Linked DNA regions of Homo sapiens: region 1 is linked to region 2. The links are chromatin loops, found by intact Hi-C in ENCODE. Cell type or tissue: HCT116. All regions are shown on one strand. Links, peaks and the distances in the headings refer to the core of each region. The heading gives the core; the rest is flanking DNA.

The links. Peaks named below come from ENCODE experiments on the same cell type or tissue, not always from the same donor. Only the 100,000 strongest peaks of a DNase experiment are listed, where the experiment ranks them.
Region 1: it touches region 2 in a loop (4-fold over the local background); 3 of 110 quality-filtered maps call a loop at or near these places.

The regions. Positions count from the first base shown.
Region 1 is chr5:102,547,523-102,560,134 of GRCh38, reverse strand. No RefSeq gene overlaps it. Among named protein-coding and RNA genes, the nearest start is that of LINC00492, 28 kb to the left of the region's middle. In HCT116, for the core only: a CTCF peak has its summit at 5,190 (motif pointing right); a DNase peak (open chromatin) is centred at 5,234.
Region 2 is chr5:102,444,243-102,456,854 of GRCh38, reverse strand. All of the region lies in intron 6 of SLCO6A1 (solute carrier organic anion transporter family member 6A1), which reads left to right. Among named protein-coding and RNA genes, the nearest start is that of SLCO6A1, 48 kb to the left of the region's middle. RefSeq lists an enhancer at 2,832-2,891. In HCT116, for the core only: CTCF peaks have their summits at 6,220 and 6,420 (motif pointing left); a DNase peak (open chromatin) is centred at 6,394.

The DNA.
Region 1 (12,612 bases), core at 1,970-9,969, 100 kb before region 2:
TTTTGAGAAGTGTCTGTTCATATCATTTGCCCACTTTTTAATGTTTTTTTTCTTGTAAATTTGTTTAAGTTCCTTGTATATGATGAATATTAGAACTTTATCACATGGATCGATTGCAAAAATTTTCTCCCATTCTGTAGGTTGTCTGTTCACTCTGATGATAGTTTTTAGCTATGCAGAAGCTCTTTAGTTTGACTAGATCCCATTTGTCAATTTTTGCCTTTGTTGCAATTGCTTTTGGCATCTTTGTCATGAAAACTTTGCACATGCCCATGTCCTAAATGGTATTGCCTAGGTTGTCTTTCAGGATTTTTATAGTTGTTGGGTTTTACATTTAAGTCTTTAACCCATCTTGAGTTGATTTTTGTATGTGGTGTAAGGAACGAGTCCAGTTTCATTCAGTCTTCTCCATATGGCTAAGCAGTTATCCCAGCAGCATTTATTGAATAGGGAATCCTTTCCCAATTGCTTGTTTTTGTCAGGTTTGTTGAAAATCAGATAGCTGTAGGTGTGTGGTCTTATTTCTGGGCTCTCTATTCTGTTCCATTGGTCTATGTGTCTATTTTTATACCAGTACCATGTTGTTTTGGTCATGGTAGCCCTGTTGTACAGTTTGAAGTCTGGTAACATGATGCCTTCAGCTTTGTTCTTTTTGCTTCCAATTGTCTTGGCTATTCATTCTCTTGTTTGGTTCCATGTGAATTTTAAAATGGCTTTTTCTAATTCTGTGAAGAATGTCAGTGGTAGTTTAATGGGAATAGCATTGAATCTATAAATTGCCTTGGGCTGTATGGCCATTTTCACAATATTGATTCTTCCTATCCATGAGCATGGAATATTTTTCCATTTGTTTTCGTTATCTCTGATTTCTTTGAGCAGTAGTTTGTAGTTCTCCTTGAAGAGGTTCTTCACTTCGTTAGCTGTATTTCTAGGTATTTGATTCTTTTTGTGGCAACTGTGAATGGGAGTTCATTCATGATTTGGCTCTTGGCTTGCCTATTGTTGGTGTATAGAAATGCTAACAATTTTTGCACACTGATTTTGTATCCTGAGACTTTGCTGAAGTTGTATACTAACTTAAGAAGCTTTTGGTCTGAGACAATGGGGTTTTCTAGATATAGGATCATGTCATCTGCAAACAAAGATAGTTTGACTTGAAATGGAGCATTTAAGAAAATAAAAAATAAAGTATTCATTAATGTTAGTACAGTTACCATGGATTTTAAAAATAAAAGTTGACTCTTACTTCAAACCACACACAATACATTTTAGATAAAAGAACTAAATGTAAAACATAAACAAACCAAAACAAAATAAATGCTAACTACAGCCATATCAAAACAAAAGCACAAAAAATTAATGTAGGATTGTGATCAGGAAAGCCCACTTCACCAAAACAAAAAATCCTGAAGTAATTCAGGAAAAGTCTAATTAATATAATCTCATTAAAGCAAACACTGCTTATGGAAAACAAATAAATGTTGGGAAAAATATTTGCAACATGGAAGTAAAAAGAAATTTAAAAAATTACTACACACCATTAAGAAAAGCTCATCAAAAGAAGATATGCAGACTAGAGATTACAGTATCAAATATAAGAATAAGGAATATTCAGGACAGACAATTGGAATACTAAAGGGATTATGGAACCAGGTTTTTGACAGTGACATCACTCTTTTTAAAATGACATCTATTCTTAGAACAAAGAGCTAATTTTAAATAAGAAGTGCAAATTATCTTTTTAAAAAGCCTTATTTTTCACCTTTGTCAATGGTCAAACGGGGGCATTGACAAAATCCTATTTAATGCAACCAAAATTTGATATGAAAAACAAAAGTGTAAACCTTTTAGAAGAGGCTTCTAGAAATTCCATTCCAGAAAGACTTTAAGAAGATAATTTATAACCATTTATGCATTATAATAGATCTTTAAAATGAACTAAAAATGTATGTTTTTCCAGTGCATGACATGTTTACAGGTAAGGAGTTGTATAGATTGTATCTCAAGCTCCCTCCAAGACATCATCATATCAATAATCTTTATTCCCAGATTCTGGCCTACACAATCAAGTGTCAATTATCCAATCTAATGGAAGGCTACATGTATGCATATGTGCAAAAATAACAATAACTTCACTATCCAAATTATATTTTATTCATGTTATTAACATTAGTTTATATTCCTGCAGCTAACCACTGGTAATAAATGTACCTTAAACCATTACCTATCAAAGCATCTCATTCTATGTAAAGAAGAAGTGAGCTAGATGCATCCTGATGCAATGAGACATGAACATGCAATATTATGTTTTTCTTGGAAAATTCAAAGGAACTATATTTGAGTTGGAAGTGCTTAGCATTGGGGCTTAATATATGCAAGGTTTAAAAAATGTTTTTTTTTAAGTAGAGACAGGGTCTCTCTCTGTTACCCAGGCCTAAGTGCAGTGGCATGACCACAGCTCGCTGCAGCCTTGAACTTCTGGGCTCAAGGTATCCTCCTGCCTCAGTCTCCTGAGTAACTGGAACTACAGGCACTTGCTGCCATGCCTGGCTAATATTTTATTTTTTGTAGAGATGGGGTCTCGCTACGTTGCCCAGACTGGTCTCAAACTCCTGGGCTGAAGTGATGCTCCTGCCTTGGCCTCCCAAAGTGCTGGGATTACAGGCATGAGATACCACGTCCAGCTCAAGTTTCAATTATAGCATTACCATTTACTAGCTTGGAATTTTCACTACCTGTAAATAAAATTGAAGTCATTTTCCTCTTTGATGAAAATACTTATGTCCTAATGAGGAGAAGTGTATTTTTTTGCAATAGTTGTATTTTACTGTGAACTAACATATATTTGACTTTTCAAAAGGCTTTTATGCCTTTCAGATATTGAAAATGAGATTTAGAATGAAACTGAGTAAGTCGGTTAAAGCTTTATTAAGGAAAGACTTGGGAAAACCTTGAAATGCCAGAAAGCCCTGTAAGAAAAAGTGCAGAAATGGAATTGAAATCTGCATCTGCCACTGTCATAATTAAATTTTCTTTGGCATAACCAAATAAAGTTTTCAATACAGCTTTATTCATGCCATTGTGCTTGGCACTGAATAAGTCAGACTGAAGAGCCTCTTGTTTATGTCTCTCTAGTCTTTCAATCAGAGCTGACCATACTGTCTACAAAGGAGATCAAAGTACATTAATGGGAACATATCTATAGTAAAATAGTAAATGCCATATGTATTTGATACAGGTAAAAATAGTTACTTTCAACATGATCATGTTTGGTATTTTTTTAAAAAAACTTCAACTTTTAGTCTAGATACAGGGGTATGTGTGCAGGTTTTTACATGGGTATATTGCATCCAGATAGTGAGCATAATATCCAATAGGTAGTTTTTCAACCATTGACCTCCCCTCCTCCACCTTCTAGTAGTCTGCAGTGTCTACTATCCCCATGTTTATGTCCATGTGTGCTCAATGTTTAGCTCCCACTAGTAAGTGACAATGTGTGGTATTTAGTTTTCTGTTGCTGCATTAGTTTGCTTAGGATTATGGGCTGTAGCTCCAAACATGTTGCTGCAGAAGGCATGATTTCATTCTTTTTTGTGGCCACATAATATTTCATGTTGTGTATATACCAGATTTTCTTTGTCCAATCCATCATTATAGGCACCTAGGTTGTTTCTATATCTTTGATATTGTGAATAGCACTGTGATGAACATAAAGTGCATGTATCTTTTTGGTAAAATGGTCTATTCTCCTTTGGATATATTGCCTGCAATTGGATTGCTGAATTGAACGGTAGTTCTGTTTTCAGTTCTTTGAGAAATGTTCAAACTCCTTTCCATAGTGTGCGTCATGTCCTTTCCTTTCCAAAGCTTTCTCAAGAGAGTGAGGCACTTTGTTTTTTCAGATAAACTTCTGACAAGTTACTGAGTATTAAGAAAGTCACACTGCTATCCTCATTTGTTTATGAAGTACCAAGAAAGTTGGAAATCTTTTTCTAAGGAAATCTATTATTTCTACAATGACTTTGACACAATTGAACAACCCTGTTTGGTTTAATTGAGGATACTACGTGATATGGCTTGGCTCTGTGTCCCCACCCAAATCTCATGTTGAATTGTAATCCCTAGTGTTGGAGGTGGGACCTGGTGGGAGGTGATTGGATCATGGGGGTGATTTCTGATGGTTTAACACCACTCCCTAGTCCTATCTTGTGATAGAGTTCTCACAAGATCTGGTTGTTTAAAAGTGTGTGGCATCTCCCTCTTTGTCTTCCTCCTGCTCCAACCGTTTAGGACACGCTGGCTTTCCATTTGCCTTGCGCTGTGGTTGTAAGTTTCCTGAGTCCTCTCCAGCCATGCTTCCTGTACAACCTGTGGAACTGTGAGCCAATTAATACGCTTTTCTTCATAAATTACGCAGTCTCAGGTAGGTCTTTATAGCAATGTGAAAATGAACTAATACACTATGCATAGGTATTAAAAATATGTGACAATTTATTTATAATGCCATAGACATTTTCTCTCTACAATTGTGTATAGTAAGTTTATTAATATATTTGATTAGCACAGAATTGAACTAGGGTGAAGTCTGTTTTAGGACTATAAAAAACATGTTTCACTACCTATAAATAAACTAAAGCACTAGATGTTTGTGAGGAAGTTAGCTCGTTGATTGTTTATTTGACAAGGAAGACTGACCACCTTAGGTCTCTAATGACTGCCAAAGTATAATGGTTCCTGTCCTCTGTCTTCAATTTAAGTCAGAAGAGTTCCTTTCATGGTAGTTCCTTTCATAAACTCCCTGTGGCTGAACCTGACCAAAAACACAAAGAACAATACATCACTCTCCTATCCACCGACAGTGACAATTTTCTAGCCAGTTAGGTAATACCATCCAGTTTATTACTCAGGTTTCTGCATCTTTTAATTTGGGGTTGCCACATTCTTTTCAGTGAAAGGTGAAATGTTTAATAATTTCTTTCAGTAATCTATAACCTGCAATTATCCTTCAGCCAGAATCAAACTGTTTCTCAAATAGAGTCTTGTTATATTTGTTTAACTTTCCATAGAACACTTGATTTCTTTCTTGTAATTCTGTAGAACAGTGTAAGCACAAGTACACAGAACTCTCACTGCATCATTTATGCATAAATATAATAGGTTATGAAACTGGTCTCTTTAATGTACCCAGACATCCCTTCACCCTCCAGGTGGTGCTAGAGCATTTAACATGCTTCTTCTTAGGTGGTCTAGTGGCTTGTTTGAAGACTAACACTGTGAGGTAAGAGATATATAGATACTTACATCACTTTTTTAACAATGAAAAAGGAATTAACTCAAGAATATATGATTATTAAGAAGCTAAATTTAGCCTTTAATAATCATAAGAAGATTGCTCTAAGTCCGGCTAAATTCTCTGAAAACTTAGAACTCATAGAATTCTTACTGAATTTAAAAAAGGAATCACAATGCAAAATAAAATCTGATCAAGATTTGTCTCTAAACCAATGAGTATGCTGAGTGCCTCTCAGAATTCCTGAGAGATTTGAGATATGTCTATTCTTTGAAACTCCTCATATCCTAAAAATGGGGAGCTATCAAACCAGGGTAGCCAACAACATTGTGATATGCTTTACATACTTATATTTGTCAAATGAAGACTTTTAATACATATACAAGTCTCTGACTATGTCGATAAAAACTCCTTTGGTAATAATGGCAAAAGGCTACATCTGAGGCTCCTTGTGGCTTGTGGAGCCCTGTGGTTGTGTTTTGCATGAAAGCTAGCACACAGGCTTAATCTCCTCTGCTGCTTGCTTAGAATATATCAATAGGCAAGGGGCCTTGTTTATCTTGCATTCAGCTGCTGTAAGAGTGAACTTGGAATAAAATACTTGACGTTCTTGAAAGGAACTGAGCCATGTAATCTCTTCCATTTGAACCATGTGTGGCATATGATCATTCTTATACAAAGATTCTAGGGCCCTGGGCACTTAGCCTTTCTCCTCTGATTTCCATCCAAATGACTGTGTTTGAGAAAAAGAGGTAAGGCCATTCCAGTTAGGAAGTTATATATTTTATTTGAGTTGGAAGTGCTTAGCATTGAGGCTTAATATATATATTTATATATTTTAAGAATAGATTTTCTCATAATTGATATTTTATGACTAAAAATAACAATAAGATAATATAGGATAACAATAATAAATAATAATATATAGGATAATAATATTTTGGAAATATTATTTAATTGATGTCTCAAGAAAATAAGATTAAAATTACTTCAGCACAAGGCATTGAGGTTCTGTTTGGTTTTTTTGCCTGTTAATTTAATTATGAGCAATATAGTTAGGGAAGCAAATTAATCACCATATTTAAAGAGCTGACATTTAAATATAGCATTTATAATAAAAGTAATCATCAGTCTAGAAGTTAGAGTAAAATTAATCTTTTATAAAGGATTTTCAGCAGCCATGACCATCACTGCTATGTAGAAAAATTTCTACATATTTATAATGAAATTAGAAATACCCAACCAATCAACCACAAAAGTTAACCTCATAAGCTCAAAGTCCCTTTGGCCAATCATTACCTGAGAGGACAGTAAAGTTTCTAAGAACACCCTAAAAGTATTCCTTACGAACAATATTAAGTACTGATTTAGAGGTGTTCTGCAGGTTAAGAGGTTAAACTAGATTAGCATACTTGATATCTGTTTCAGAGAAATATGTTTAATCATTGAATACCTTCTATGGTCAATGGCACATTTTTTCAAACTAGAATAAATTTTAGAATGTGCACTATGTAATATCAAAAATTTGAAAAATGTTTTCTTCTGTTTTTAATTGGGGTATTAAGACAAAGAGGAAAGTATAGTAGTCCTTGTTTTATTTAAGTAATTCTAGATTGTCTAAACTATGGCAAAATTCAAGTTATATCCCCAATGAAGGAATATAAATGAAGAAAATAAAACATACAGTTCACGTCCTACAAATAAAGTTTACATATGTTTAGTTATTATGTTGTCTTTTAGGTTCCTTTTAAATGACCAAGAGGGTTATATGTAACAAAAACATAATTGCTGCAATGAATAAAATTGAGGCTAAATCACTGGGTATATAGATTATCATTTTCTTAGAATAAATTTTAGAAACAGAGTTGATGCAACCAAAATATGCATATTTTAAAGCAGTAAATCCAAATGGATAAAACATACTCCTGAGAATTGTAATCATTTCATGTTCTCTCTGGATTGTGTGAGATAGCCATCTCTCTGGACAAAGTGTGGGCATTTTTTGATCATGTTAATTTAAATTTGGACAATATATAAAAAGGCAAATAACAGAAAACTGACTGGCCATATGCAGAAAACAGAAACCGGACCCCTTTTTTACACCATATACAAAAATTAACTCAAGATGGATTAAAGACTTAAAAATAAGACCTAAAACCATAAAAACCCCAGAAGAAAACCTAAGCAATACCATTCAGGACATAGGCATGAGCAAAGCCTTCATGACTAAAACACCAAAAGCAATGGCAACAAAAGCCAAAATTGACAAATTAGATCTAAGTAAACTAAAGAGCTTCTCCACAGCAGAAGAAACTATCATCAGAGTGAACAGGCAACCTACAGAATGGGAGAAAATTTGTGCAATCTATCCATCTGACAAAGGGCTAATATCCAGAATCTACAAAGAACTTAAACACATTTACAAGAAAAAAAACAACCCCATAAAAAAGTGGGCGAAAGATATAAACAGACAGTTCTCAAAAGAAGACATTCATGCGGCCAACATATATATGAAAAAAGCTCATCATCACTGGTCATTACAGAAATGCAAATCTAAACTACGATAAGATACCATCTCATGCCAGTTAAAATGGTGATCATTAAAAAGTCAGAAAACAACAGATGCTGGAGAGAATGTGGAGAAATAGCAATGCTTTTACACTGTCGGTGGGAGTGTACATTAGTTCAGCCATTGTGGAAGACAGTGTGGCAATTCCTCAGGGATCTAGAACTGGAAATACCATTTAACCCAGCAATCCCATTACTGGGTACATACCTAAGGGATTATAAATCATTCTACTATAAAGACACATGGACACATATGTTTACTGCAGTACTGTTCACAATACCAAAGACTTGGAACCATCTCAAATGTGCATCAATGATAGACTGGATAAAAGAAATATGGAACATATACACCATGGAATACTATGCAGCCATAAAAGAGGATGAGTTCATGTCCTTTGCAGGGGCATGGATGAAACTGGAAACCATCATTCTCAGCAAACTAACACAAGAACAGAAAACCAAACACTGCATGTTCTCACTCATAAGTGGGAGTTGAACAATGAGAACACATGGACACAGGGAGGGGAACATCAAACACCAGGGCCTGTTAGGGCGTGGGGCCTAGGGGAAGGATAGCACTAGGAGAAATACTTAATGTAGATGACAGGTTAATGGGTGCAGCAAACCACCACGGCACGTGTATACCTATGTAACAAACCTGCGCGTTCTGCACATGTATCCAAGAACTTAAAGTATAATTTAAAAAATTTTTTTAAAAAAGAAGAGAACAGAAAAAAAGATGTTTTACCATTGTTAATAATATAGTATACCTCAAGGAAAAGAGATGTATTGAAGAGAATATTCAATGCACTCAGAGTATGTGCTAATGACTATAAAATGTTCATAAGAAGCTAAAGGAGAAAAATCACTCATTTTAATGGATTTGCTATATTGCATCTACATGGAAAGAGAGAGTGGTACTCCTTACTTTGTTTTATGTTAATACATGAGTACCCTTTAATGAATGAAATAGCCTCTGCTAAATATCATAAGCATAAAATATTGAAAATAGAGATATTTGCTGTTTGCTTCAGAGCTATGAAAATGACGTTTCATTACTGGCTATTATCTGGTTTTATATGATAGAAGTAAACCAAATATGAGACTATAAATACTGAATTGTGTTAATGTGAAGAGAATAGAAAAATTGGTGCTTTTAATTCACAGATGTGCAGCTCTGTTAAAGATTGCATTTTATTTTTAGGTGGCTTATTATTCAGAGCTTAATGCTGAAAACTAGAAAATCTTTCTAGTTATCTTAGTTTGGCAAAAATCAACACTTAACTCACTTTTCAATTCTTCTTCCATTGAAATAAGTATGGGAGTTGTGTGATGTGGGGCAGTAAAAAGAATGTGGGGATTTGGAATCAGAAAAACTTGGGTACAAATTTTGAACCTGGCATTTATTAAATGTGTAAATTTGATCAATCTTGTATGTAAAATAGCACATTAATACATATTGATTTACCAAGATTTGTTTGTAAATCAGAGTAGGTAAAAGCTTATGATTCTTAAGTGATGCAAAATTGACTATATTAATCAAGGTAGGGTAAGTGATATAAATAGAAAATCCTAAAATTTCAGTTACTTAATACAACAAAAGCTTGTGATATGATTTAACTCTGTGTCCCTACCCAAATCTCATCTCAAATTATGATCCCCATAATCTCCACGTGTCAAGGGAGGGACCAGGTGGGAAGTGGCTGGATCATGGTGGTGGCTTTTCCCATGCTGTTCTTGTGATGGTGAGTGAGTTATCATGAGATCTGATGGTTTTATAAAGCGGTTTTCTCTGCTCTTGCTTGCTTTCTCTTGCCTGCCACCATGTAAGATGTGCCTGCTTCTCCTTCTGCCATGATTGTAAGTTTCCTGAGGCCTCCCCAGCCATGCAGAACTGTGAGTCAATTAAACCTCTTCTCTTTATAAATTACCCAGTCCCAGGTAGTTCTTATAGCAGTGTGAAAATGGACTAATACAGCTTATTTCTTGATTATGTGATGGATGTAAATCACTAGGTTGAGGGAGGCATCTGTTGGCTCTGTCATCCCCTACATCAGAGTCTTCTGGTAGCTGGAAGACACAAAGCAAAGAAAACATGGAATTAGGTGGGAGGTTTTAGTGAGCCAAGCCTGAATGTTGCATATATCACATGCATTTATCTTCCATCAGCCAAATTCAGTCACATGGCCATACAAATAGACTAGCTGTGTACTCAATAAAAAGATGAAATAATTTCAGTCTCTGCTCATTCACTAAGTGACCTGAGCAAATTTAACTGATGTAAGTAATCTAAGGTGATTGACCTAGGCCAGTTTAGCTATTCACAAATATTAGTCTCTCTCTCTCTCTCTCTCTCCTTTCTTTCCTTTCTTTTTGGCAGAGTCTCACTGTCACCCAGGCTGGCATGATCTCAGCTCACTGCAACCTCTGCCTCCCAGGTTCAAGCAATCCTCCCACCTCAGTCTCCCTAGTAGCTGGGATTACAGGTGCTTGCCACCACGCCCAGCTAATTTTTCTATTTTTAGTATAGTCGGGATTTCACCACGTTGGCCAGGATGGTCTCGAACTCCTGGCCTCAGGTGATCCACCAGCCTCAGATTCCCAAAGTGCTGGGATTACAGGTGTGAGCCACCACACCTGGCCAGTTTTCTTAAAACTAGATATTAGTAGTCTATAATCACAGTGATTATAAGTGAGAACACGTGGTATTGGTTTTCTGTTCCTATGTGAATTAGCTTAGGATGATGGCCTGCTAAGCTGGAGAGCTACATCCATGTTGCCGCAAAGGACATGATTTAGCATTTTGTATGGCTGCATAGTATTCCATTTTATGTATGTATCACATGTTTTTTATCTAATCCACTGTTGATGGGCACCTAGGTTGATTTACTGGAGTTAATTCTTAAGAGATGTATTTCTGTATCTTCTGGTTTTAATATTCTGGAGACTTGATTCAGATAAAGATTTGCTAGATTGTATTTATTTCTTTAACTCCTTCTACTTACCCCAAAATTTCAAGTAATTAATATCAGGTATAAGATTATGTTACATACTGCTTTTTGAAAGCACTAAGCTTGTCATTAATTTTCTTACTTTTTCTTCGTAAAGAAAGAATATATGAAAAAGAATCATAAATTCAACAACTATTTATTGAGTGCCTACTGTGTGGTAGGAATTGCTTTATATGCTGGGAAGTTAGCAATGAGCAAGAGTGAGAAGAATTTTACTTTCATGGGGCTCACTTTCTACTGATAGGAGGTGGAAAAGGAACAACATATAAGTGAGCAGGCATGCACATAGACAAAAATGCCAGAACATAAAATAAAATAGGGTGGAGTGTCAAGGAAACTTGTTGAAGGTGAATGCTGGTTGAGGAAGAAATAATTAACCTGAGATGTGCATGATAAGAAGTCAGGTATGTGAAATTAGATGGGGGAAACAGCTAATGCGAAAGCTATAAGGGAGGCATAGTACAGGAACAACAGCCATCCCTTTCCTCAAGCAAAAAGGGGTAGAAAGTAAAAAACAGAAATGTAGCTGAGTGGAGCAATGTAGGAGATGCACTGGAAGCAGGTGATATGTTTTATGTTAATACATGAGTACCCTTATATCAGATGATACAAGGCATTGTAATCTATCTTCCAAAACACTCTTCTGGACAATTGCACAATTTAACCAACACTTCCTTTTTAGGATATGTTTGTGTGAATGCTTTCACTGTTCCTTATGCACTTTATAGATACCATTTTCTCCTTCTGGCTGCATTTTCTTGGGTTGTTAATCTACGTCCAGTTTTGAATGTCTGAAAGCTCTGTGACCCGATGAACACACTTACATATCATTCCCAGTCACTTCTTGGCTCATTTACACCTACCAAAAGATGGTGAGCATTAGGCATCTGTGCACCTTATTGATACATATTATACATATTATCATAATCACTTTTCACACTGAGTTGAAAGGTTTGTGATGTGACACTGGTTCTTTAGCCTATAAGCAAAGTTTGGCTCTTGTACTTTAATAAATGCATAACTGGCTAGATTCTATGCATATTACATATGTTCATTGGCTGTCTTAAGCTCCTAAAGGACTGAGACAGTTTAGCTCTGACTACCCTTAGTATTACTGCCTTAATGGCAGGTATGAATATGCATATTATGCTGTAGCTGATGATGAAAAACAGAGATGGTTAACATCTGAAGTGTAACACCAGCTGTAAATGCCTCTATATTAAGAAAGTGTTTCTTTTCTAGAACAACTATGAATGGGAAAACAGAACACATTTTTGTGCCCATCTGTTTGTGACACAGCTTAGAAAAATATTGTTAAGTGATTTGAGGACCAGTTTCTGGGTCTCTTCCACACTGTTTCATGTATTTCATAATTTGGCAGCTATTTAGAATACTTTGAATGTTATTGGCTTAAATAGCTAATTTATACTTGCTCTAGAATATTGAACTATTCCAAAGAGCAACATTCTCTTCCTGCAGTCATACTTCATAACCCCTCTTGTTAATTCCAAGAAACAAACTCCCACACACTGAATAGTTGGAGCTGTTTGCATCATTATACTCTGAAGCTTGCAATAATTTTTCTTCCTCTCAGCTAACAAAACAAATACATTTTTATCGATGATCTGAACAATTAAAGAGATAAGTTAAATTAGAATATTTTAAAGGAATGCTACCTTCTAGATAAAACCATTAGTGAGGTTCTCATAAAATGCTCACTCTATCAACATCATTCAAGATTGG
Region 2 (12,612 bases), core at 1,845-9,844:
TATATTTTGAAGACAGGTAGCGTGATGCCTCCAGCTTTGTTCTTTTGGCTTAGGATTGTCTTGGCAATGAGGGCTCTTTTTTGGTTCCATATGAACTTTAAAGTAGTTTTTTCCAATTCTGTGAAGAAAGTCATTGGTAGCTTGATGGGAATGGCATTGAATCTATAAATTACCTTGGGCAGTATGGCCATTTTCACGATATTGATTCTTCCTACCCATGAGCATGGAATGTTCTTCCATTTGTTTGTATCCTCTTTTATTTCGTTGAGCAGTGGTTTGTAGTTCTCCTTGAAGAGGTTCTTCACAACCCTCGTAAGTTGGATTCCTAGGTATTTTATTCTCTCTGAAGCAATTGTGAATGGGAGTTCATTCATGGTTTGGCTGTTTGTCTGTTACTGGTGTATAAGAATGCTTGTGATTTTTGCACATTGATTTTGTATCCTGAGACTTTGCTGAAGTTGCTTATCAGCTTAAGGAGATTTTGGGCTGAGACAATGGGGTTTTCTAGATATACAATCATGTCATCTGCAAACAGGGACAATTTGACTTCCTCTTTTCCTGATTGAATACCCTTTATTTCATTCTCCTACCTGATTGCCCTGGCCAGAACTTCCAACACTATGTTGAATAGGAGTGGTGAGAGAGGGCATCCCTGTCTTGTGCCAGTTTTCAAAGGGACTGCTTCCAGTTTTTGCCCATTCAGTATGATATTGGCTGTGGTTTTGTTATAGATAGGTCTTATTATTTTGAGGTATATCCCATCAATACCTAATTTATTGACAGTTTTTAGCATGAAGGGTTATTGAATTTTGTCAAAGGCCTTTTCTGCATATATTGAGATAATCATATGGTTTTTGTCGTTGGTTCTCTTTATATGCTGGATTATGTTTATTGATTTGCATATGTTGTACCAGCCTTGCATCCCAGGGATGAAGCCCACTTGATCATGGTGGATAAGCTTTTTGATGTGCTAATGGATTCGGTTCACCAGTATTTTATTGAGGATTTTTGTATCAAGACTTTTGAAGTCTTTTAACTAACTTGTTCACTTTACAGATAATAAAAAATAGGGCTGGCTTTGCCAATAACTTGACTAGTGTCAGAGATTGGCACCAGGTATTTTCCTTCTGTTTCTTTTAGTTTTATATTATTTCGTGTTAATTTTTTCTCTGCAGAAGTAAATAAGGCATTTAATGGGATGACATGCATGTATCAATATTATCTTTTTTATTATGTTTAAGTAACTCAGAAGAGAACTCTAGAAGTTGAAAAATAGTCCCACAAGCATCATGTTTTGTGGAAAATATCTCAATATTAAATGAAGAAAATCTTTGTTTTTCTAAGTGAAACAAGGTCTACAATATAGACATTGTAGAGTTAAAAAACACCAACTTAAATAATGATTTGACTTTCCATTTGTTTTCTCTTCTGCTATTCATAACTTCATCCTTTCTGTTGTTTGCAAAATTGTATTTCTCATATACAGATTTTATCACGCCATTTCTCAGATTACTTGATAGATGAATTTCATACCCTTTAATAGGACTTTGAAGATCTTTCACAGTAGCATCAACTGAATTTTCCTATCCCATTTTCTTAGAATTTTATCCCTCTGTCCTCCACATTCCAGCCACTTGGTCTTTCCTGGACACATTAGGTAATTTTATAGTCCTGTATTTTGGTAGATGCTAATCTATCTATTTAAAATGTCATTGTCTCTCTTCTCTATTATAAAAAAACTCTTTGTCAAATCTCACCTTATATTCCCAGGCAAAATGAGTTTCTCCCTCCTTAATGTTTTCATAGATCTTTGTTATAACATAATTTATATATATATATATATATATTTATATATATTTTGTTATACTGGTTTAATCCTAAAACAAATGTGTATGTTGTATAAAATCAGAAATATGTTTACTTGTTTCTATTCTGTGTTTATCTTTTAATCAAATCATAAACCATCCCTCCTAATTGGTTACATTTAATTCAGATTTGTATTTAGTTTTAATTTTTATCAAAATATTACATGTACATATATTTTAACTATACAGAAGCCAATTAGTTATAATCTCTTTCATATTGCTAAAAATTAAGACACAATTATTAAAAACACTTCAGAAAATTTAAACATGAGTGTTTTAAGGTTTTTTTTGTTTGTTTTAAGTTTACTGCCAGAAAAGAAAAAAAAAAGCAAGCCAATTCCAATTCTTCTTACTTGGAAATGGAGGATTTTATTATTATTGTTAGACAGGATATAAAACCATATAATGCCTGGTAACAATCTTAGACTTCTGACTAACATCTATCTGAGTAGATAACTAGATGATATCTGATTTCTTTTTGAAGTTTATCAGAAGGTGGCACTTTTAGAATTGCAAAGAGAGAAACGTGGAAAATCCTGACCTCCAAAATGTGGTGGTAAAACTGGCAGAATTGTCAACAACTATTTTGAAACTCTGGAAATTAAGCAAAGGCATACAATAAATTGAAAGCATTTATTCAAGAATTATTGAGCATTGGTTAGAAGAGTAGGGTCTGTGGCATTTAAATTTGGGACTGCATCCATTGTCTTTTCTTTCCTCCCTACCCTCCATGTCTTGGTAACAGTGAAGGCTAACAGTCTTCCTGCCACTTGAGGTGGTTGATCTAGTTTTGAGCTCCATGGAAAAGTCCTGGGACATTGTAGTCAGCAATTACAATATTGGTGGCCAGTCTTTGGAAAAGGCCAGCATCGTAGCTACCAGAGGCAGCAATAGTTGTTAGGGGAAACAGTAAACCAGCCAAAAATGTAAAAGATATATCTGGCCAATGATATTAGGCTTTGAAAGCTTTAATATATTCATGGGGATCTGAAAGGGTTCACACACTCAGGAGAGGTCAGAGATGGCCCCAGTTATCTACTGGTTCCTGGCTGAGCACAAGTCCTTACATAAACAGAAAGTGAAAGTCAAAGTAGCTTGTAAACTGCCTGAAACTTGAATATGTGATCCAATCCATGTACAGATCCCCTCAGCAAAAAGTGGAAGCCCTACTGACTCAAGATATTTAAGTAAAACCCCTGCCCAATTATTGGGTGGCCATCAAGGTATGCTGACCCAGGGTGACTCCTGGGAAGCCAGGCTTAAAAATGAGGAAAATAATTAAAAATAGAACATAGGCTTCAGTGGCTGCATACTCCTAGGAAGATAGAATTTATTTAATTAGTCCTGAAAAGTAATAAACAAGAGACAGAAAACAGCAATAACGCAACTCCTGAGGGTGGGGAAGTCAGAATCCAGAAAAGCTACAACGTATTATTTAAAGTGTCCAATTTTCAACAAAACCTCATGAAAAATGCAAAGAAAGAAGAAAATGTGGCCCATATAAAGAAAAAGTCAGTACAAACTGTCTCTGAGGTGGCTCAGGTGTTGGATGTAGTAAACAAAGACTTCATGTAAACTATTATAAGAATGTTCAAAAGAATTTTTAAAATGTTTGCTTTTTTCCTTTCTTTCTTTCTTTTTTTTTTTTTTTTGAGGCAGGGTCTCACTCTGTCACCCAGGCTGAAACACAGCAGCATGATCATGGCTCACTGCAGCCTCAGTCTCCCTCAGCCCCCCTGAGTAGCTGGGACCGTAGGTGCACATCACCATACCCAGCTAATTTTTAAATTTTATGTAGAGAAATCTCACTATGTTGCCCAGGCTGGTCTTGAACTGGGCTTATGTGAGATATCTCTGATTTTAGATTAGGGGAAGAATTGCACAAAAAATTAGGGGGACTACATAACCAAAGTTTCCTTTTATCTTGATAAAAGAGTGGAAAACTGACTGGAAAATAATAAAACTAAAAAAGAGTATTTGGAGGAACTTAACTTGCTAAAGGCCAATTGTCTTTCTCTATTAATTCTATAGTTCTATCCCTCATGGTTCATGCCATTTGGTTTGGATCATTTTCTTGAAATCCAATGGCTGTTTAGAAACTCTTGACACAAGGACAACTAGAAAATCATTCCAACAAAGAAATCATATGTCACCATCATTATAAGACTTATTGATTGGGAGCTGGTTTAAATATACTTCTCCTGAGTGTCTAGGCATAGATTTTAAAAAATAGTCTTTTCTTGTAATGAATTTTTATAAAGTGAGACAAAAAACTAGCTATTTTTCGAATGGATTATCTACTCTTACCATGTTTCTTGCAGGTCATTATGTTTTTTAAAACATTTTTCCAAAAAGGAAAGGAAAGAGTTTATGAAAATGTCAGTAATTTTAATAGTTTTAAAGTAGACAAGATAGATGCAAGTAAAATAAAGTATAAAAGCTGAAACAAATACAAAATATTTAACATTTTTATGCAGTTATAATATCCACGAGGTTAAAAGTTATAAATGTAAAAGTAGTTGGAATTAGACTTTTAGAACAGAAGGTAGAACAGAGGATAAGAAAAAAGCTACCTCTCTATAGCTGTAAGAATAAAATGGATTAGAAATATTTAAAAAAAGAATAAAAACATAAAGTTTGGAGGTTAGGAAAGATCACAGAAAAGCAAAAAGCAAAAAAATAAATCCTGGATGGAATTTGGTAAGGAATAATATTTTATAGAGGAAAAGCTCCCTCTAAATGTGTGGAACAGAGAGCTCAACCCTCTTATCCTTTTTCTTCATCTCACGTGTAAGTTTCCTGCCTTATTACAGGGACTATATATTTGCATAATAGGACTCAGATGAATAAGGAAGTGTCAATGAATATTATGATATTAAACATATTGTGAACTGTAAAAGACAAAATGAATGTGAGCTATTATTGCTATATGACTGTTAATTGCTGACAAAATAAATCAAAGGAAGCTGCTGTCCAAATTATTTAGTCATCTTCCTATTGGTAGTTAAAACAATGAATTTCCTTTGAAAGCAAGTAAATGGCTATCATAGAAAGAAGAATCAATATAAATCCTATTTAAATAACATAATTTTCAAAACTATATTAGAGAGTGCCAAGATGTCTGACTAGAAGCAGCTAGTGTGTGCTGCTGTCATGGAGAGGAGACAGAGTGGCAAGTAAACACTAGCTTATCAACTGGCCTGTCCAGGAGGACACATTGGGATTCATCAAGGAAGCAACATGACCCATGGAGAAGAGGGAAGACTGAGACAGGACAGTTGCCCACCTGGGATTGGTATAGAACCATGGTAGGCTCCCCACGGAGGGGAAACAGCAAGTGAGTGAGAGCTCCCAAGGTCCCACACTTCTGCCACAGATCTTTGCAACCCTGGGCACAGGAGATTCCCCCAACCCACTCCATCCAGGGCCTCCAGAATGACATGAAGAGCTGCATGGAGCCTGTGCAGAGCTGCTGTTCAGGTACATGCCAAATCCCAGGGCAATGGACTCCTGAACACCCCTATGCTAGCAGCTGTGTTTCTGCCAATAAAGGAGGCCAGGTTCTCTCACATGCCCCCAGGATAGGGGCCATATCCACAGTGCTGATAAGCAAGATGGACTGAGGGCCTAGCCTCCACTACACCTTGCCAGACAAAGTTCACTGGCATGGGATGCTAGCACAGCCAACCCACCCCTGCCTGAGCTCTCAGGCTGGTAGCAGCTCTGTATATCCCTGGGATGGGGCTCCCAGAGGTAACGGACAGGCCTGCTATTTATGCCACTCTACTGCCCTCAGGCTCGATAGGGAGCAATGAGCTTAAGGACTATTGCAGGCCTCCTGCACAGTGTAGCTTCCTTATACAAAAGCGACCAGATTGTTTTCCACATGGAATCCTGCCCCTGTGACTCCTCACTGGGCAGGGCCTCTCCACTTGGGCACCCAGCACAGTCACCCTGCCCCAACCTGAACCCTTCAGTTGATGATGGCTCTGCATTTCTCTGGGAAGGAAATTCCAGAGACAACTCACAGCCCCTCTGCCCTTGCTGCTGTAGTGGTACCACGGTTACTATCCTTAGGCTGGCAAAGAGATAAAGGGTCTGAGTGCTGTACTCACACCTCCAGCATGCCATGGCTGCCCTGTGAAGAAAAGACCAGTCTTTCTTGCCTGTGAGCCCCCTGCTCACTACTAGGCAGGGCACCTCGGCTTGGGCCTGCAACACAGGTGCTTCACCCTGGGCTAATCATACCAATTGGTGTGCTTCTCTGGAGTGGAGCCCCAAGAGATTAGTGAAAGGCCCTCTGCCATTGCCACTGCCAAGATCCTTGCCCCTGGTGCCTCCAAGCCAGGGAGGGAAGAAAAGGCATCAGCTTGCCCCAGGGCTATGATGCGCAGCCCGGAAATGCCAAGCTGAGATCTGCAGCCAGTGCTAGTGGGAAAGGAGCCCACACTCTCAGAGCACTGAGAGAGCATGGCTGCAAATACAAGGAAATACAGAGGTGCTGCATGGCTGAGCAAGAGCCCACCTACTGGCCATGATGCTTAAGTGCCATCTACTGGATTGCAGCCCAAACTTCAACACTGAAAATACTTGGCTAATATATCCCGCTGTGAAACCAAGCACAGGAATTCTGTCACAAATAAAGATGCTGCACAAAGCCTTGGCCCTCTGAAAACATCCAGAAATGAAGTCAACTGACTCTAGTCAAATTACACCATGGTTAAAGGAACATAGCCCACACACATGAGTAAGAACCAGCACAAAAAGCCTGGCAACTCTAAAAGCCAGAATGTCTTTTTACTTCCAAACAACCTCACTAGCTCCCCAGCAATGCTTATTCACCAGGATGAAATGGTTGAAATGACAGAATTCAGAATCTGCATGGAAATGAAGATTTTAGATATTCAGAATAATGCTGAAACCCATCCCAAGGAATATAAGGAATCCAGTAAAATGATGAAAGTGATGAAAGCTTAAGTAGCCATTTTAAGAAAGAACCAAATCTAGATGATACAGCTGAAAAACGCACTACAAGAATTTCATGACATAATTGGGAGTATTATCGGTTGAGGAAAGAATCTCAGAGCTTGAAGACCAGTGGTTTGAATTAACTCAGACAAAAATAAAAAAGAATTTTACAAAATGGACAAAACCTCAAAGAAATATGAGATTATGTTAATAGACCAAGTCTATGACTCACTGGCATCCCTGAAAGACAGGGAGAAAGAGCAAGCAACTTGGAAAACATATTGGAGGATATTGTCCACAAAAATTTCCCCAATCTCACTAGAGAGGTCAATACAAAAATCAGGACGGTGGCTCACGCCTGTAATCCCAGCACTTTGGGGGGCCGAGGCGGGCGGATCACGAGGTCAGGAGATCAAGACCATCCTGGGTAACACGGTGAAACCCCATTTCTACTAAAAATACAAAAAATTAGCTGGGTGTGGTGGCGGGTGCCTGTAGTCTCAGCTACTTGGGAGGCTTAGGCAGGAGAATGGCATGAACCTGGGAGGCAGAGCTTGCAGTGAGCCGAGATTGTGCCACTGCACTCCAGCCTGGGCAACAGAGCGAGACTCTGTCTCAAAAAAAAAAAATCAGGAAATTCAAAGTACCCTTGTGAGATATTATACAAGATGACTATCCCCAAGAGACATAGTTATCAGATCTTCCAAGGTCAATGCAAAGTAAAAAACACTAAAGGCAGCTAGAGTGAAGGGAAAGGTCACCTACAAAGTCAACCCCATCAAGCTAACGGTAGACCTGTCAGCAGAAACTCTACAACCAGAAGAGATTGGGGGTCTATATTCTGGAATTTTAAAGAAAAGAAATTAGAACCAAGAATTTCATATCCAACCAAACTAAGCTTCATAATCCAAAGAGAAATAAAATACTTTTTAGACAAGCAAATGCTAAGGGAATTTGTTACCACCGAGCCTGCCTTATAAGAAGTTCCTAAGGGGATGCTAAACATGGAAATGAAACACCATTACTGACCACCACAAAAACACACTCAAGTACTATTGACACTATAAAGCAAATACACAATCAAGTCTACATAACAACCAGCTAACCACACAATGATAGGATCAAATCCACACATATGAATATTAACCTTGAACAGAAATGGGTTATAGCTCCCACTTAAAAGGCACAGACCGTCGAGTCGGATAATAAAGCAAGACCTAACTGTATGCTATCTTCAAGAGACCCATCTCGCATGCAAGGACACCCATAGGCTTAAAGTAAAAGGATGGAGAAATATCTATCAAGCAAGTGGAAAGCAATAAAGAGCAGGGATTGCTATTCTTATTTCAGACGAAACCAACTTTAAACCAACAATAATCAAAAAGGACAAAGGGGGGCATTATATAATGACAAAGGTTCAACTCAACAAGCAGAGCTAACTCCCCTAAATATATACGCAACCAACACTGGAATGCCCAGACTCATAAAACAAGTTCTTAGAGACTTATGAAGAGACTTAGATAACTACACAATAACAGTGGGAGACTTCAACACCCCACTGACAGTATTGGACAGATCACTGAGGCAGAATACTAACAGATATTTGGGACCTAAACTTGACACTTGACCAAATGTACCTAACAGTCATCTATGGAACACTCCATCTAACCAAAACAAAATATACATTCTTCTCATCTGCACATGGCACATCCTCTAAAATTGACCACGCAATCAGCCATAAAGCAATTCTTAACAAATTCAAATAAAATGAAATCATACCAACTGCACTCTCAAACAACAGTGCAATAAAAATAGAAATCGATATCAAGAAGATCTCTCAAAACCATACAATTACATGGAAATTAAATAGTCTGCTCCTGAGTGACTTTTGGGTAAACAATAAAATTAAGGCAGAAATCAAGAAATTCTTTGAAAGTAATGAAAACAAAGATACAACATACCAGAATCTCTGGAACACAGCTAAAGCATTGTTAAGAAGGAAGTTTATAGTGCTAAACACTCACATAAAAAAGTTACAAATGTCTCAAATTAACAATCTAACGTCACACCTAGGGAAACTAAAAACAAGAGCAAACCAACTCCAAAGGTAGCAGAAGAAAAGAAGGAAACAAAATCGGAGCTGAACTGAACAAAACGCAGATGAGAAAAACCATAAAAAGATCAATGAAATGAAACGTTTGTTCTTAGAAAGAATAAATAAGATTGATAGACCACTAGGTAGACAAATAAAGAAGAAAAGGGACAAGATACAAATAAACATAATCAGAAATGACAAAGGGGAAATTACCACTAACCTCACAGTTATACAAAAAACCCTCAGAGACTATTACAAGCACCACTATGCACGCAAACTAGAAAATCTGGAAGAAACGGATAAATTTCTGGAAGCATGCAACCTTCTAAGATTGAACCAGGAAGAAATTGAAACCCTGAACAGACAAGTATTGAGTTCCAAAATTGAATCAATTATAAGAAAAACGACCAACGAACCAGAAAAGACTCTGCATGAGACAGATTCACAGCCAAATTCTACTAGACACATAAAGAAGAGCTGATAACCAATCCTACTGAAACTATTCTAAAAAAATCAAGGGGGAGGTACTCCTCCTTAACATGTTCTATGAGGCCAACGTCATTCTGATACCAAAACCTGGCAGAGACACAAGTGAAATAAGAACGCTTCAGGCCAATATCCCTGATGAACATAAATGCAAACATTCTCAAAAAAATACTAGCAAACTGAATCCAGGTGCATGTCAAAAAACTAAACCACCACAATTGAGTAGGCTTTTATTTCTGGGATGCAAGGTTGGTTCAACATACACAAATCACTAAATGTGATTCACCACATAAACAGAACTAAAAACAAAAGCACATGATCATCTCGATAGATGCAGAAAATCCTTTTGATAAAATTCAATATCCTTTTTGGTTAAAAACTTTGAACAGGGCCGGGCGTGGTGGTTCACACCTGTAATCCCAGCACTCTGGGAGGCTGAGGTGGCAAATCACGAGGTCAGGAGCTTGAGACTGGTCTGGCCAACATGGTGAAACTCTGTCTCTACCAAAATACAAAAAATTAGCAGGGCATAGTGGTGGGTGCCTGTAATCCCAGCCACTTGGGAGGCTGAGGCAGAAGAATCACTTGAACCCAGGAGGCAGAGGTTGCGGTGAGCCGAGATCGCTCCACTGCACTCCAGCCTGGGCGACAGAGTGAGTCTCCATCTCAAAAACAAAAAACAAAAAACGTTTCAACAAACTAGGCATCGAAGGTACATACCTCAAAATAAGAGTCATCTATTACAAACCCATAACCAACATCATACTGAATGGGGAAAAGCTGGAAATATTCCCCTTTGAAAACTGGAACAAGACAAGGATGCCCTCTCTCACCACTCCTGTTCAACATAGTATTGGAAGTCCTGGCCAGAGCAAGAGAAAGAAAGCACATCCAAATAGGAAGAGAGGAAGTCAAACTTATTTTCTTTACAGACAATGTAATACTATACCTAGAAAGCCCCATAGTATCTTCCCAGTGGCTCCCAGATTTCATAAACAACTTCAGCAAAGTTTCAGGGTACAAAATCAATGTACAGAAATCAGTAGCATTTCTCTACACCAATAATGTCCAAGCTGAGAGCCAAATCAAGAATGCAATCCCATTCACGATAGCCACAAAAAGACTAAAATATAGGAATACAACTAACTAGGATGTTCAAAGATCCGTACAAGGAGAACTATAAAACACTGCTGAAAGAAATCAAAGACAACACAAACAAATGGAAAAATATTCCATACTCATGAATAGGAAGAATCAATATAGTTAAAATGGCCATTCTGCCCAAAGCTATTTACAGATTTAATACTATCCTAATGAACTACCAATGACATTTTTCACAGACTTAGTAAAAACCACCATTCTAGAATTCATTTGGAACATCATCAACAACAAAAACCCTCAAGAGCCAAAGCAATCCTAAGCAAAAAGAGCAAAGCTGGAGGATGCCACTACCCAACTTCAAAATGTACTACAAGGCTCCTAAAACAGCATGGTACTGGTACATAAACAGACACAGAGACCAATGGAACAGAATAGAGAACACAGAAATAAAGGTGCACACCTACAGCCATCTGATCTTCAACAAAGCCACCAAAAACAAGCAATAGGCAAATTACTCCCTATTCAATAAATGATGCTGGGATAACTGGCTAGCTATATGTGGAATTGAAACTGGACCCCTACCTTTCACCATATACAAAAATCAACTTAAGATGGATTAAATATTTAAAAGTAAAATCTAAAGTATAAAAACCATAGAAGACAATCTAGGAAATACCATTCTGGATGTTGGCCCAGGCAAAGACACGATGGAGACTCTGAAAACAATCATGACAAAAACAAAAATTGACAAGTGGGACTTAATTAAACTAAAGCGTTCTGCACAGCAAAAGAAACTATCAACAGAGTACACAGACAACCTACAGAATAGGAGAAAATATTTGCAAACTATACGTCTGACAAAGGTCGATAAATAACTCAAACAAATCAGCAAGCAAAACAACCCCAAACAACCCCACTATAAAATGGGCAAAGGACATAAACAGACACTTTTTCAAGAGTGTCTTTTCAAAAGAAAACATACATGTGGCCAAAAAACATATGAAAAATGCTCAGTGTCACTCATTATTAGGGAAATTCAAATCAAAACCACAATAAGATGTTATTGCACACCAGCAAAAATGGCTATTTTAAAAAGTGGAAAAATAACAGATGCTGGTGTGGTTGCAGAGAAAAGGAACTCTTAAACACCGCTGGAGGGAATGTAAATCACTTCAGCCATTGTGGAAAGCAGTGTGGCAATTCCTCAAAGAAGTTAAAACAGAACTACCATTTGACCCAGCAATCCATTACTGGATATAAACCCAAAGGAATATAAATTGTTCTATCATAAAGACACATGCATGCATATGTTCATAACAGTACTATTCACAATAGCAAATACATGGAATCCACCTAGATGCTCATTAGTGGTGAAATGGATAAAGAAAATGTAGTATATATACACCATGGAATACTATGCTGCTATACAAAAATGAAATTTTAGTTTTCACTGGAACATGGAAGTAGCTGGAGGCCATTATTCTGATTATCTGGGTGACAAAATTTTCTGAAACCACACCCCCTTATGACATGCAATTTACCCATGTAACAAACCTAAAATGAAAGTTGAAAACAAAATGAAAGAAAACAAAATTATAGTTCTCACTTGTATTTAGGTCAGAACATTTTGTAGTAGTTTTAGTCTCTGAATCATCTCCTAGGTGTGACTCTAAATAAACTGTTTTTTCTGAAAATAAAAGAGGTGAAATGCCAGCAGAGCTAGCAAAAAAAAATTTAAATTTGCAATTAGCAGCATTTTCTAGAGGAGATATTTTATTCTGATGGACAGATTGATGAGCCATTACTTATTTTCTATGGCTAATTATGGCTATTTAGCATAAAGAATCAAGAACAGATCAAATAAGAAGTTAAATCACAAAGTAAAACAGAGTGATTTATTGGTCTCCTCTTTAACTTATGTTTTCATCCTTTTTGTCTCTAGGGAAAGGTCTTTTACTGGCAGAATCAGTGTCTTCTGCCATGCAAACTTGATTAGGGTAGGGAGTAAATCAATGCTTGAAAGATAAAATTCTAGAAATTAGTTGGGACACTATATGTCCCACCTTCAATAAGCCCTGGTTGAGATTTTACAAACCC